3 separate regions of the Homo sapiens genome follow, and all the other regions are linked to region 3. A link is a contact called in ENCODE Hi-C data. All regions are on one chromosome and are shown on one strand. Each heading gives the region's core, a stretch centred on a gene start or an enhancer-like site at or near the end of the contact. The rest is flanking DNA. Distances are from core to core; before and after follow the strand shown. Region 1 overlaps SIPA1L3 (signal induced proliferation associated 1 like 3). Region 2 overlaps SIPA1L3 (signal induced proliferation associated 1 like 3). Region 3 overlaps RYR1 (ryanodine receptor 1).

Evidence for each region. Hi-C counts contacts between places; a loop is a spot of excess contacts on that map. Pooled maps may share reads with other maps.
Region 1: a pooled map shows a loop between it and region 3 (12-fold over the local background). The contact joins two enhancer-like sites. A Hi-C loop is called at or near these places in 3 of 37 single-sample maps with no recorded cell type and 3 of 50 pooled maps.
Region 2: a map with no recorded cell type shows a loop between it and region 3 (5-fold over the local background). The contact joins two enhancer-like sites. A Hi-C loop is called at or near these places in 7 of 37 single-sample maps with no recorded cell type and 4 of 50 pooled maps.

What each region holds. Positions count from the first base shown.
Region 1 is chr19:37,925,908-37,930,872 of GRCh38, forward strand. The region is part of intron 1 of SIPA1L3 (signal induced proliferation associated 1 like 3); the gene reads left to right. Among named protein-coding and RNA genes, the nearest start is that of SIPA1L3, 21 kb to the left of the region's middle. RefSeq lists a silencer at 307-376. Within about 2 kb of position 2,294, at least 5 of the 41 ENCODE cell types and tissues checked have a DNase peak (open chromatin) inside an H3K27ac peak, as active enhancers do.
Region 2 is chr19:37,960,426-37,965,447 of GRCh38, forward strand. The region is part of intron 1 of SIPA1L3 (signal induced proliferation associated 1 like 3); the gene reads left to right. Among named protein-coding and RNA genes, the nearest start is that of SIPA1L3, 56 kb to the left of the region's middle. RefSeq lists a silencer at 1,830-2,079 and an enhancer at 2,553-3,053. Within about 2 kb of position 1,851, at least 5 of the 41 ENCODE cell types and tissues checked have a DNase peak (open chromatin) inside an H3K27ac peak, as active enhancers do.
Region 3 is chr19:38,557,926-38,562,729 of GRCh38, forward strand. RYR1 (ryanodine receptor 1) reads left to right here. Exons shown (of 106, transcript NM_000540.3): 90 at 3,188-3,529. Among named protein-coding and RNA genes, the nearest start is that of MAP4K1-AS1, 36 kb to the right of the region's middle. Within about 2 kb of position 1,695, at least 3 of the 41 ENCODE cell types and tissues checked have a DNase peak (open chromatin) inside an H3K27ac peak, as active enhancers do.

The sequences.
Region 1 (4,965 bases), core at 1,044-3,543, 630 kb before region 3:
GAAAAGTTTGACTAGTGACCACATGTACAAGGAACCAAAGCAACAAAAATAGGGCACCCAGTTCCCTTCCCAAGAGACCACCACAATTCCAGTTTCCTGATGGTGACCAGTTCCTTGACACTACATTATCTGAGTGAGTTTCCTGTCTTGTATTAGGTTGGACTGCCTGACATTGTGCTTTCGTGGGTCAAGAATGGTTGAATATTGGCAATTTTATGAGGTTCAGCCTAACAGCTTCCTTTCAGGAACATGAGGAATTTGGCCAATCCTTTCTTGCTGTGAGGGTTGGTAGTCCTCCCCCGATTCCTCCTGCATCTCACCATCCTCTTTCAGTGACAGGCCCAACAGTGCCTGTAACACCAGGGCGTGAAAACCCCTGCCCTACTTGTGGCCTCAAACCAGGGCTTGCTATTAAGCCCAGCAAGAGGCTGCCCCTTTTCCACGGGGACCTCACCTGGCTTCTGATGTTCGTCACTTTGGCTTTCTGCGTCTTGGTGCCACCAGTTTTGAAATCACAGCTCCCAGAGGGAGGGGCACCCGCGGACTCTTGCTGGGTGTTTGGTGTGACTCACATGGTGGGGGTGCTCTCTGGAACCCGTGGGCATTCTGCATCAGTCACCCATCAGAGTAGCTGGCAGAGCACCCAGCTTGAGGTGTCTGTGGGAATCTCTGCGGGGACCAGGTGGCTCAGGCTTGGGGAGGGGGCCTGAGGAGCCGTGCACCTCCCTGTAGCGATGGGAGACTTGCAAGTCGTTGTGGAACCAGGGCACTGGCCTCGGTCCTGTGGGAGCGGGTGGGGGTGAAATAACCTTAAAGGAGATATGGCGCCAACTTTGGAAGAGCTCAGTCGGGAAGTTGTGTCAGTTGGTAAGCCTTTGGCTGCAAACAGTAGTAACAGCATCAGCAGCAACAACTGCAGCAGCAAGTAGGCAATGTATGTAGCGTCTGCTGCATGCAAGACACTGTGCCGGGCCCTTCACATGAAGCCACTCCTTTAAGCCTCCCGACAACCCTGGAAGATATTATTCTCCCTTTGCAGATGAGGTAACTAAATTTGAATAACTTGTTCAAGGTCAGGCAGCTAAAAAAAGGTGGTGGCATGATTTTTTTTTTTTTAGATTCAGAGGGTACATGTGAAGGTTTGTTACATGAGTATATTGTGTGATGCTGAGGTTTGGGGTACAGATCCTGTCACTCAAATAGTGAACAGAGTACCCAATAGGTAGATTTTCTTTTCCTTTTTTTTTTTTTTTTGAGATGGAGTCTCGCTCTGTCACCCAGGGTGGAGTGTAGTGGCGCAATTTCAGCTCAGTGCAACCTCCGCCTCCCGGGTTTAAGCAATTCTCCCTACCTCAGCCTCCCGAGTAGCTGGGATTACAGGTGCCTCCACCAACCATGCCCGGCTAAACTTTTTTGTATTTTTTAGTAGAGATTGGATTTTGCCTTGTTGGACAGGCTGGTCTTGAACTCCTGACCTCAGGTGATCCACCCACCTTGGTCTCCCAAAGTGCTGGGATTACAGGCGTGAGCCACTGCGCCTAGCCCCCAGTAGGTAGATTTTCAACCCTTGCCCCATTCCTTCTTGGTTTTTGGAATTCTCAGTGTCTGTTGTTCGTGTGTGTGTGTGTGTGTGTGTGTGTGTGTGTGTGTGTGTACGTACCCAATGTTTAGCTCCCACTTAGAAGTAAGAACATGGGGTGTGTGTGTATATGCAATGTTTAGCTCCCACTTAGAATAAGAACATGGGGTGTGTGTGTGTGTGTGTGTGTGTGTGTGTGTGTGTGTATGCAATGTTTAGCTCTCACTTGTAAGAACATGGGGTGTGTGTGTGTGTGTGTGTACGTGTACGCAATGTTTAGCATCCCACTTAGAAGTAAGAACATTGGATATTTGGTTTTCTGTTTGTGCATTCATTCACTTAGGATAATGGCCTCCAGCTACATCCATGTTGCTGCAATAGACATGATTTCATTCTTGTTTAATGGCTGTGTAGTATTCCATGGTATATATGTACCACATTATCTTTGTCCAGTCCGCTGTTGATGGGCATCCGGGTTGATTCCCTGGCTTTGTGGGTTGATTCACATGCTATCGTGAAGAGTGCTGCGATGAACGTAGGAGTGCAGGTGTCGTTTGGTAGAATGGTTCCTTTTCCTTTGGGTAGATACCCAGAAATGGGATTGCTGGGTCGAACGGTAATTCTATTTTTAGTTCTTTGAGGAATCTTCAAACTGCTTTCCCCAGTGGCTGAGCTAATTTACATTCCCACCAACAGTGTATCAGCATGGTGACGTGATTTGGATTCAGGCAGTCTGACTCCAGAGCTGTATCTTAACTCTAAAGCTCTGTGTGCTACTGCAGTGGTTTTCAAACCCGAGCAAGACCAGGTGTGGTGGCTCACATCTGTAATCCCAGCACTCTGGGAGGCCGAGGCAGGTGGATCATTTGAGGCCAGGAGTTCGAGGCCAGCCTGGGCAACATGGTAAAACCCCATCTCTACTAAAAATGCAAAAATTAGCCGGGTGTGGTGGCACATACCTGTGGTCCCAGCTATTCGAGAGGCTGAGGCAGGAGAATTGCTTGAACCTGGGAGGCTCTGAGAGGTTGCAGTGAGCCAAGATCATGCCACTGCACTCCAGCCTGCGCAACAGAATGAGTGAGACTCCGTCTCAAAAAAAACAAAAAACCCTAGCAAGGATCAGAATCCCCAGAGGGCTAGGTAAAACACAGATTGCTGGGCCCCATCTGATTCTGTAAGTTCCTGATTCTGTAAGTCTAGCTTGAGAATTTGCATTTTGTGGTGACACTGGTGCCCCTGGTCCAGGAAGCACGTTTTGAGAACCATGAGCTACTGTAATAGGAAGCCCAAATGAAATTGGCCTGAAATAACGAGATTTATGATCTCATATAACAAAGAAGCCTGTAGGTAGGCAGCACAGCAGCACAGGAGTTGACTAAGCAGTTCCACAATGCCTGCAGGGACCCCATCCCTCTCCTTCAAGCCACTCTGCCATCCATGGTGTGTCTCCTGTGTCCCTAGGCTCCCTGCATGGCCACAAGATGACTGCCAAGGCTCCAGTTGGCACACACTGACAGTGCCACATCCAGCAGCAGAAAGAGGGCATCTCTCACTTGCTGTGTATCTCTTTAAGAGTGAGGAAACCTTTCATTGATTCCCTGCCTCCCAGATTTCCCTCATATCTCATTGGCCAGCATGGTGATATGTGACCCTGCCCAGAGAAACCAGCCAAGGGCCAATTAGGATTGACCCTCTGGGGCTGGGGCTGGGGCTGGGGCTGGAGCCGGGGCCAGCCTTACCTGAAGTAGGTAGCACAGGGAGGAGAGTGGCTACAGGAATGAAATCAGAGTACCATTTAGGAAAGGACTGGGAAAGGGGGAGGGATATTGGGTAGGCAGACAATTGGTTTTGCTGCAGAAATAAGTGGAACACAGGGAAAGCATAATGCCCATGCATTTTTGTCATCGTGCTTACCAGCTTTGTTTTGTAATTACCTGAATCAGGACTTAGCTTTTTGTTCTCTAATCATGCCCACCTTTGAAACTGTGCACAAAGTCCCAGTACCACAAGAACTCTGAATCTTGTTGGAATACCAAGTATTCTGTCTGGCAATTCAGGGAAACTTGAGTTGGGTGATGAGGCAGCAGTCTGAAGGTTAGAGTGCGAGGTCTTTGAGAGCACTCACTCACTCTGCCCAGAAACACCTGGGTCTCACCCATCTCTCTGCTCCTGACTCCCTCCCCCCTCCTCCTACCCTTCCTTGCAAAGGCTGTTTCCCCCTCTGAGGGCTGTTCTTGGATGAAAGGAGAGGATGCCAGTCAAGTGCTTACCCCCAGGGGCCAGCGCATGGTAAGTACTTAAGAACGTGGCCTCTGCTATTAACATATTAAATGTGACTTTTTATGTATGTATGTCTGTATCTATGTATGTATGTATGTGTTTGTTGTTTTTAGAGACAGTCTTGTTCTGTCACCCAGGCTAGAGTGCAGTGGTGTAATCATGGCTCACTGCAGCCTTGATCTCCTGGGCTCAAGCAATCCTCCCGCCTCAACCTCCCATGTGGCTGGGACCACAGGTGCATGCCACCGTGCCTGGCAAATTTTTTTTTTTTTTTTTTAGTTGGAGTCTCACTCTGTTTCCCAGGCTGGAGTGCAGTGGCGCGATCTCGGCTCACTGCAACCTCTGACTCCCTGGTTCAAGCGATTCTCCTGCCTCAGCCTCCCGAGTAGCTGGGACTACGGGCGCCCGCCACCACACCCGGCTATTTTGTATTTTTAGTAGAGACGGGGTTTCACTGTGTTAGTCTCGATCTCCTGACCTCATGATCCTCCCACCTTGGCCTCCCAAAGTGCTGGGATTACAGGCGTGAGCCACCGTGCCCAGCCCATGCCTGGCTAATTTTTTAATCATTCATAGAGACGAGGTCTCACTTTGTTGCCCAGGCTGGTCTCGAACTCCTGGGGCTCAAGCGATCCTCCCACTTCAGCCTCCCAAAGTGCTGAGATTACAGGTGTGAGCCACCGTGCCCAGCATAAATGTGACTTATAATAAATATTTTATAATCCTGCACCCCCTTACCAAAAAAAATCTATGAAGAGTGACCATCCCTTTTGCAGACTGAAATTTCCTGAGGATACCTGTTGCTACTGCTCGTGGCCACACTGTAAAGCCATTGCCCTTTGAGATTGCAAAGGGCTGAGGAATGCAGTGTGGGCTCTGAGCCAGACTGCTGAGTGCAAGTTCTTGATCCATCTTGGGCTCCCTGTTTTACTTTGGGCAAGCCACTTAGCCTTGCATGTCTTAGTTTCCGTATCTGTAAGGTGGAGCTGGTAATGGTACTGTCCTCCTAGGTTGTTGGGAGGATTCGAATGCATCAAAGCACGTGACATGCTTAGACACCCCTCCCCCCCAACCCCCAACAGCACCCGACCCAAAGCAGCACTCAT
Region 2 (5,022 bases), core at 601-3,100, 600 kb before region 3:
CAGAGTCTGGCTCTGTTGCCCAGGCTGGAGTGCAGTGGCATGATCTTGGCTCACTGCAAGCTCCGCCTGCTGGGTTCACGCCATTCTCCTGCCTCAGCCTCCCGAGTAGCTGGGACTACAGGTGCCCACCACCACGCCTGGCTAATTTTTTTTTTTTATTTTTAGTAGAGACGGGGTTTCACCTTGTTAGCCAGGATGGTCTCGATCTCCTGACCTTGCAATCCGCCTGCCTTGGCCTCCCAAAGTGCTGGGATTACAGGCGTGAGCCACTGCGCCCAGCCTCACACTCAGCTAATTTTTAAATTTTTTGTAGAGATGAGGTTTTGCCATGTTGCTCAGGCCGGTCTTGAACTCCTGGACCCTAGCAATCCTCCCACCTTGACCTCCCAAAGTACTGGGATTACAGGCATGAGCAACTGCACCCAGCCAATTTTAAAAAAAAATATATTTTTTTTTGTTTTGAGACAGAGTCTTGCTCTGTCACCCAGGCTGGAGTGCAGTGGTGTGACCTTGGCTCACTGCAGCCTCCACCTCCTGGGTTGAAGGGATCCTCCCGCCTCATCCTCCTGAGTAGCTGGGCTTACAGGCACCCGCCACCACACTTGGCTAATTTTTGTATTTTTAGTAGAGATGGGGTTTCACCATCTTGGCCAGGGTGATCTTGAACTCCTGGCCTCAAGTGATCCACCCGCCTTGGCTTTCCAGAGTGCTGGAATTACAGGTGTGAGCCACCGTGCCCAACCCTTTTTTTTTTTTTTAATTTAAAATTTTTCTTTAGTGATGGGGATCTCGCTGTGTTGCCCAGGCTGGTCTCAAACTCCTGGCCTCAAGTTATCTTCGTACCTGGGCTTCTCAAAGTGCTGGGATTACAGGCATGAGTTACTGTGCCCTTCTCCACCTTGATTTTTGAAGGATAGTTTTGCTGGCTATAGAATTCTTATTTGACAGTTTTTTTTTCTTCAGCATTTTGAAAATGCTATCCTGATGTCTTCTGGCCTCCATTGTTTGTGGTGGGAAATGAGCTGTCATTTGTACTGATGCTCCCTGTGTGTAGACTTTTTCTTTTCCTACTTTGAAGCTTTTCTCCTTGTCTTTGTCTTTCAACAATTTGACTATGTTTAAAAACAAAACAACACGAAAACCAATTTGACTACGTTGTGTCCAGTGTGGCTCTCTTTCTATTTATTGTATATGGAGTTTCTTGGCCTTCTTGGATGTGTAAACTAATGTGTTCCATCAGATTTGGGATGTTTTGGGCTATTACTTGTTCAGATTTTTTTTTCTGGCACTTTCTCTCTCCTCTCATAGGACTCCCATTATGTCTGTCTTGATGCCTTTGATGATGTCCCTCATGTCTCTGAAGGCCTGTTTATTCGTATTCAATCTTTCTTACAGATTATTTAAATTCTGTACAGATTATATACTTTTTTTGATCTATCTTTAAGCCCACTGGTTCTTTTCAAATCTGCCGTTGAGCCCCTCTAGTGAATTTTTTATTTCAGTTATCAGAATTTCCATTGCTTTTTTTCTAATTTCTATTTATTATTTCTACTTTCCTTTAATTCTTTAAATGTTATTTTATTTATCTTTGAACATACTTATAATAGCTGTTTGAAATGTAACTTGTAAGCCGTCTAGAAGGCAATTTCTATTAACTGATTCATTTCCTGAGTATGGGTCACATTTTACTGTTTGTGTGTCTCACAATTTTTCTTTCATTCTTTTTTTTTTTTTTTGAGACAGAGTCTAACTCTGTTGCCCAGGCTGGAGTGCAGTGGCACGATTTTGGCTCACTGCAACCTCCGCCTCCGGAGTTCAAGCAATTCTCCTGCCTCAGCCTCCCGAGTAGCTGGGATTGCAGGCCTGCGCCACCACGCCTGGCTGATTTTTGTATTTTTACTAGAGATGGGGTTTCCCCATGTTGGCCAGGCTGGTCTCAAACTCCTGACCTCAGGTGATCTGCCCGCCTCGGCCTCTGAAAGTGCTGGGGTTACAGGTGTGAGCCACCGTGCTTGGCCATGAGCCACTGCAGCCGGCCTTTTTTTTTTTTTTTTTTTTTTTGAGATAGGGTTCCACTCTGTTGCCCAGGCCAGAGTGCAGTGGCAGGATCATGGCTCTTCTCAGCCTTGACTTCCTGGGCTCAAATGATTCTCTTGCCTCAGCCTCCTGAGTTGCTGGGACTATAGGCATGCAACACCATGCCCAGCTTTGTGTGTTTGGCGAGGGTGTGCACACACATGCATACGTGTAGGGATGGGGTCTTCCTATCTTGTCCAGGCTGGTCTCAGACTCCTGGGCTCAAGCGATCCTCCTGCCTTGGCTTTCCAGAGTGTTGGGATTACAAGCGTGAGCCACCTCACCCAGCCTCAGTTTGTTTTGTTGTTGAACACTGAACATTTTAGATCATACACTGTAGCAGCTGTGGATTCTGATTTCTACCTTCCAGGCCATGGTTGCCGTTGCCATTTTTCTCCTTTTGTTTTGTTTACTGAGTATCCTGGGCTAATTCTTTGGAGTTTGTCCCCTTGTGGTATAGACTCTTTTCTCTTTTAAAAAAATTGTTTTAATTTTAAGCATAACTTACTAGGGGTTGCCTTTGGTTCAGCATGGTTTAGTGGTCAGATTAAAGGTTGTGCTGAAACACCTTGAGCCAATAAAGCTTCCATCCTTTGCCAATGGATCTGTGTCTGTGGGTTGGGGAATATTTTCAAAGTTCAGTTTCTTCCTTTTTTTTTTCCAAGCAGTTCCTGAGTCGGCCCCAGCCATTACTTTCTGCCTGGCCATCTGGTGTCTCCCTTGCACACTCTCAAGGCCTCATGTTGGGCCAGGGATGTGTGGACAGCAAGGGCCCCCTCTAGTCTCTCTGGAGCTTGTGTGCAACCTTGTATATATGCACATTGTTCCAGACCAGCAGGGCTGCATGGGACCTTACCAAGGCCTTGTGTGGCTATCTCATTCCCTGGATCTTCCTGCTAAATTTCTGGCTGGTCTACAGGCCTGCTGCTGGCTCCAGCCAGATCGTAACCACAGTCTAGCTGTGATGTTGGTCTTCCCCATTTGTTTGGCACTAGGCCCCAGTCCAGCCACAAAGTTTTCATGGCTTGCTCTGCCTTGGTCAAACTGATGGAGCTGGTGCGTGTGATGGGAGGAACCCCAAATTAAACGCCACATGTTCCCACTGTTCTTACTTGAAGTTCAGCGTTTATTTATTGAGTTTTTGAGTAACTGCTTCTTGGGTAGTTATATGCCTTTGGTTGATTTCTAGAATCCTCAAATGGTTGTGTTTGGCAATTCTGTCTACTTTCATTGTTGATTTTGGTGGGAAATACTTTTCTGAGCTCCTCTCCACTTCCCCATTCCAGAAGTCTGGTTAGCAGCTTTGACTTTTGATTTTCTCTTTAATTTAAGACATACCCAGAAGTCTTTCCAAATTTCCAAACTTTAAATATGTAGCTCTAGCTACATATTTCAGTCAATTTGGAAGCTTTTTGAGTTGTTGGGTTTGGTTTTTGTTTTTTAATTTTACTTTTTAGTATGAACAATTGCAAACATATAAGAAGTGGAGTTTATATTATCCAGGTGTGACCAAGCTTATTTTGTTTATATTCTGACTTTGCCCACTCCTCAGCCCATTGTTTTGAGGCAAGTACCATATATCATATTTCCCTTCACCCATAAATATTTCAGTAAATAGTTCTAAAGGGAGAAGAGGCTGAATGCAGTAGTTCATACCTGTAATCTCAACACTTTGGGAGGTGGAGACAGGATGGAGTTTGAGACTAGCCTGGGTAACATGGCAAGACCCCATCTCTACAGAAAATTTTTTTAAAAATTAGGCATGGTGGTGCATGCCTGTGGTCTGAGGCTAAGGCAGGAGGGTTGCTTGAGCCCGGGAGGTCAAGACTGCAGTGAGCCATGTTCATGACACTGTACTCCAGCCTGGGTGGTAGAGCAAGATCCTGTCTCAAAAAAATAAGATAAAAGGAGAAAATTTCTCTTTAGAAACACAACGGTGATATAATTATCACAGCTAAAGCATTTAATAGTAATTTCTGTCTTTCTTTTTGTTTGTTTGTTTGTTTGTTTTGAGACAGAGTCTCACTCTGTCATCCAGGCTGGAGTGCAATGGCCCGATCTCAGCTCACTGCAACCTCTGCCTCCCAGGTTCAAGTGATTCTCCTGCCTCAGCCTCCCAAGTAGCTAGGATTACAGGCATGTGCCACCACCACGCCTGGCTAATTTTTGTATTTTTAGTAGAGACAGGGTTTCACCATGTTGGCCAGGCTGGTCTCGAACTCCTGACCTCAAGTGATCCACCCGCCTCAGCCTCCCAAAGTGCTGGGACTACAGTTGTGAGCCACCGCGCCCGGCCAGCATTTAATAGTAATTTCTTAATATCATAAAATAGACTCGGGGAACCTTGAAAAGTAAGATGCCCAGTCAAGTGAAATCAGATTCTCTGAGAGTGAGGCCTGGACATCAGCATATATTAGACTCCCTCGGTAATTGTGACATGCAGCTGAGGTTGAGAACCATTGAGTTAGATAGAATTCTCTATACCCTTTTCCAGAATTGTTCATTTCTCATGTAAATGCATTAGCATGAAAGTATTCTGATAGAAAATTATCTGTTTTGGGGAATTCAAGAAAATTTCTTTCCTAATATGGGATCAATTTTTATGGCCATCCCATGGATAGTTTATAAAGAATTAATCTCATCTGTTTTCTGGCAAGGGGTTCTATATGAACTTTTAAAATCAAATTTGCTAGTTTGTATTACTCAGATTCTCTCTAGCCATAATTTTGGTCAATTTTATCTGTTACTCTCCTGAAAAGAAATATGTTTGCTTCCCACAGGGATTATGATTTTATCAGTTCTTTTTATATTTCTAGTTTTTTTTTTTTTTTTTGAGAAGGCGTCTCCCTCTGTTGGCAGGCTGGAGTGCAGTGGCACAATCTTGGCTCACTGTGACCTCCGTCTCCCTGCTTCAAGCGATTCTCCTGCCTCAGCCTCCTGAGTAGC
Region 3 (4,804 bases), core at 445-2,944:
GCCGAGATTGCACCACTGCACTCCAGCATGGGCAACAGAGTGAGACTCTCTCAAAAATAAAATAAAATAATACAATAAAATATAAAATAAAATAAAATACTAGCCAGGCACGATGACTCATGCCTGTAATCTCGATACTTTGGGAGGCTGAGGTGGGAGGATCGCTTGAGCCCAGGAGTTCAAGACCAGCCTAGAAAACATAATGAGACCTTGTCTCTACAAAAAAACTGTTTAAAAAATTAGCTGGGTATGGTGGTGCATGCCTGTGGTCCCAACTTGGAAGGCTAAGACGGGAGGATCACTTGAGCCCAGGAGGTCGAGGCTATGGCAAGCCATGATCACTCCATTACACTCCAGCCTAGGTAGTAGAGACAGACTTTGTCTCAAAAAATTAATAATAAAGTAAAACAACTAAAAGACTATAAGTAGACTGTAACACAAAGAAAGGATAAATGCCAGAGGGAATGGATAACGCATTAACCCTGATGTGAGTACGTATTGCATGCCTATATCAAAATAGTTCATCTACCCCATAAATAAATACAACTACTATGTACCCACAAAAATGAAAAATAAAAAGGCCTGGCTCATGCCTGTAATCCTAACACTTTGGGAGGCCAAGGCGGGCAGATCACTTGAGATCAGGAGTTCAAGACCAGCCTGGCCAACATGGCGAAACCCCATCTCTACTAAAAATACAAAAATTAGCTTGGCGTGGTAGCACATGCCTGTAATCTCAGCTACTCAGAAGACTGAGGCAGGAGAATCGCTTGAACCCTGGAGGCAGAGGTTTCAGTGAGCCAAGATCACGCCACTGCACTCCAGCCTGGGTGACAGAGCAAGACTCTGTCTCAAAAAATAAAAATAATTTTTTAAAAAAATAGTCCAGGTGTGGTGGCTCACACCTGTAATCCTAGCACTTTGGGAGGCCCAGGCAGGCAGATCACCTGAGGTCAGGAGTTCAAGGCCAGCCTGGCCAACATGGCGAAACCCTGTCTCTACTAAAAATACAGAATTAGCCAGTGTGGTGGCACACGCCTGTAGTCCCAGCTACTCAGGAGGCTGAGACAGGAGAATCACTTGAACCCAGGAGGCGGAGGCTGCAGTGAGCCAAGATCGTGCCACTGCACTCTAGCCTGGGCAAGACAGAGCAAGACTCCGTCTCAATAAGTAAGTAAGTAAATAAATAAATAAAGGGATGGGCAATGAATGATGACACAGAGAGATCAGCAAATCACAAGAGCAAAGTCTAGGAGTGAATGGAGGTGATAGTGTCCCAGGCGCCTGTGGAGAGGTGGGCTTCTTTTTTTTTTTTTTTTTTTTTTTGAGACAGGGTCTCGCTCTTATTGCCCAGGCTAGGTGCAATGGCACAATCTTGGCTCACTGCAACATCCGCCTCCCAGGTTCAAGCCATTCTCCTGCTTCAGCCTCTCAAGTAGCTGGGATTACAGGCACGCACCATCATGCCTAACTAATTTTTGTATTTTTAGTAGAGACGGGGTTTCACCATGTTGTCCAGGCTGGTCTCGAACTCCTGACCTCAGGTGATCCACCCGCCTCGGCCTCCCAAAGTCCTGGGATTACAGGCATGAGCCACCACACCTGGCCAGAGGTGGATTTTTGAGACAGACAGTGTCACACTGCTCATGATAGAGGGGTAGGCAAGCAGACGAGGTGAGGGCAGAAGGTGAGGGGTTCCGGTGTGATTATGTCTCCATGCTCTGTGGTTTCTAGAGCCCTTCATGATTTGCAAAGCATGTTACTCATTTAGAAAGCATTTTGCAAAGTTCTGGGGTTTTTACAAAGCACTTTTGAGAGCCAGAAAATTTTGCTTCTGTTCATACCCCAGAGCAACATTTCTCACACTGCATGTTGCTACCCGTCTGGAGGTAATGAAATTAATTTAGCAATGCGTAACTCGTGACCAGCATCTTTAGAAATAAAATAGAACACTGCAGAGTGTGCTACACAGCAAAGGTCAGAATTATGTCATGAAACCTTTTTTTTTTTTTTTGAGTCACATTGTAAAATGTATTCTTATGGTTGAGTGAGTGCGGTCAAGAACATTTTATGCTGCTCTAGAGAACCTCTTGCAAAAATGCATGGGCAATCAGCACAAGAATGTTCAAGAAAAGTGTTGTCTGAAAGAAATCTGTGGGTGAACTTGGTGATTTATGCTTGTAATCCCAACACTTTGGGAGGCGGAGGAGGGCAAATCACCTGAGTTCAGGAGTTTGGGACAAGCCTGGGCAACATGGCAAAACCCCGTCTACAAAAAAATACAAAAATTCACCAGGCACAGTGGCATGCACCTGTAGTCCTAGCTACTCAGGAGGCTGAAGCACGAGACTCATTTGACCCTGGGAGGTGGAGGCTGCAATGAGCTGAGATCGTGCCACTGCACCACTCCAGCCTGGGTGAAAGAGTGAGACCCTGTCTCAGAAAAAAAAAACAAAAACAAAATACAAATCTGGAAGCAACCTACATTTCCATTAGCAGGATAACAGATAAAGAGTGTTATGGCTGGGCGCGGTGGCACACACCTGTCACCCCTGCACTTTGGGAGGCCGAGGCGGGTGGATCACCTGAGGACAGGAGTTCGAGACCAGCCTGGCCAACATGATGAAACCCTATCTCACTAAAAATACAAAAAATTAGCCAGGTGTGGTGGCGGGCACCTGTAATCCCAGCTGCTCAGGAGGCTGAGGCAGGAGAATCACTTGACCCTGGGAGGTGGAGGTTGCAGTGAGCTGAGATCATGCCACTGCACTCCAGCCTGGGCGACAAGAGCGAAACTCCGTCTCAAAAAAAAAAAAAAAAAAAAAGAGAAAGAAAAAGAAAAAAAAGCAAGTTTCAGCTGAGGTGGGAGGATCCCTTGAGCCCAGGAGTTTGAGACCAGCCTTGGCAACATAGGGAGACCTTATCTCTACAAAAAAAAATTAAAATTAAAATTAGCCAGGTGTAGCGGTGTGTGCCTGTAGTCCCAGCTGCTCTGGATGCTGGGTACTTGAGCCCGGGGGTGGGGATGGGGACGAGAGGGGATGTCTTGAGGCTGGGTTGAGCTGTGATTGCGCCACTGCACTCCAGCCTGGGCGACACAGCGAGACCTTGTCTTAAAAAAAAAAAAAAAAAGAGAGAGAATTGAGGCTCTCCAGGTCACCCCACTGACCTCCCTGCCCGCCCCCAGGCCATGGACAGCCAGAAGCAGTTCAGCGGTCCAGAAATCCAGTTCCTGCTTTCGTGCTCCGAAGCGGATGAGAACGAAATGATCAACTGCGAAGAGTTCGCCAACCGCTTCCAGGAGCCAGCACGCGACATCGGCTTCAACGTGGCGGTGCTGCTGACCAACCTGTCGGAGCATGTGCCGCATGACCCTCGCCTGCACAACTTCCTGGAGCTGGCCGAGAGCATCCTTGAGTACTTCCGCCCCTACCTGGGCCGCATCGAGATCATGGGCGCGTCACGCCGCATCGAGCGCATCTACTTCGAGATCTCAGAGACCAACCGCGCCCAGTGGGAGATGCCCCAGGTCAGGGAACCCGCGCGCGTGCAAGCTCGCCTCCTGGGGCTTCGGGCATGCGGGTGCTCACTTCCTGCACCCTCAGACCCCACGGGGGCTGTGCGTGCCTCGCATATCTGCCCTGCTCCGGCAAGCCCACGCCCACCCTTTTGTACACATTTCGTCCAGCTGCGCCCTTGCACATCCCTGGCTCGCCCCTGGCCACTTCTTGCGGACCTGGCCCACACAAGGATGCACACCCCTTGGGCATGAAGCAGGGTCAGTGTGTCCTGACTGTGGCTGCTCACACGCCATGCTTTCCCCTTACACCCACACCCTGGGAGCTCTGGCAGGCCCTTATAGCCCTGATGCAGCCCTACCCACACTCTCACCTCCTCGAACCTGCATGGCGACACACCCCTTGCTCACCTTCCCAGTAGCCCCCGGCGTGCCGTCTCTTGGTCCTGGCCCGCTCATGCTCACTCTTGTACACGCTCGCCTTGGGGGCTCTGGGGTGCCCTGGCATGCTGACCCACCCTTCACCAGTCATCACGTTTGCCCCCAGATGCCTTCTGAAGTCCTAGCATATGTGTACCCCAACTTATTCTGGGCCCACACGTGGGTGCACACCTCTTGCACACACACCCTGAGGATGCCAATGAGCCCTCTCAGAACCCTGGCATGCTTCATTTGTTCACTGTCCACTTGCCCTCACTGTAGCCCTGGCACAACCATGCTCACCCATGCACACTTGGGCCACGGTCTCAGGCTCACCCAGAAGAGCCCTCAGACCTACTCTCTAATCTGACATGCCCTATCTCAGCTCCTCCTATGCCCAGCCCACAAATGCTTGAACATCCCTCACACACTCGCTTGCCCCAAGGGTACACTCACGTGGTCCCGGCATGTCCCCAGCAGAGCTGGCACACCTGGCTGACATATGGTTCCCCTCCCCATTCCCTCACACTCCCCACACGCCCCTGACACACCCTCACCTCATTCTCTTGCACACACACTTGCTTGTTGTTCCTCAGATGCCGCCAGGTACTTGCACACCCCTTCTTGTCTCACACACATAGCCCGGGAGGTTTGCGCACCCGTCACCTCCTTCATGAGTGGGCCCTTCATATGTCTCCTCAGGGGACACCAGCTCATGCACGCGGGCTCATGTCCCACACAGAGCCCTGTCCTCATGTTCTGGGAGCCAGTACACAAACCCTTGGCTCCCCTTCCCACATTCATGCCTGCCTCACGCACACTGCATAACTGCAGGCCCCTCTCACACTCATACTCCTCCTGTCCCCC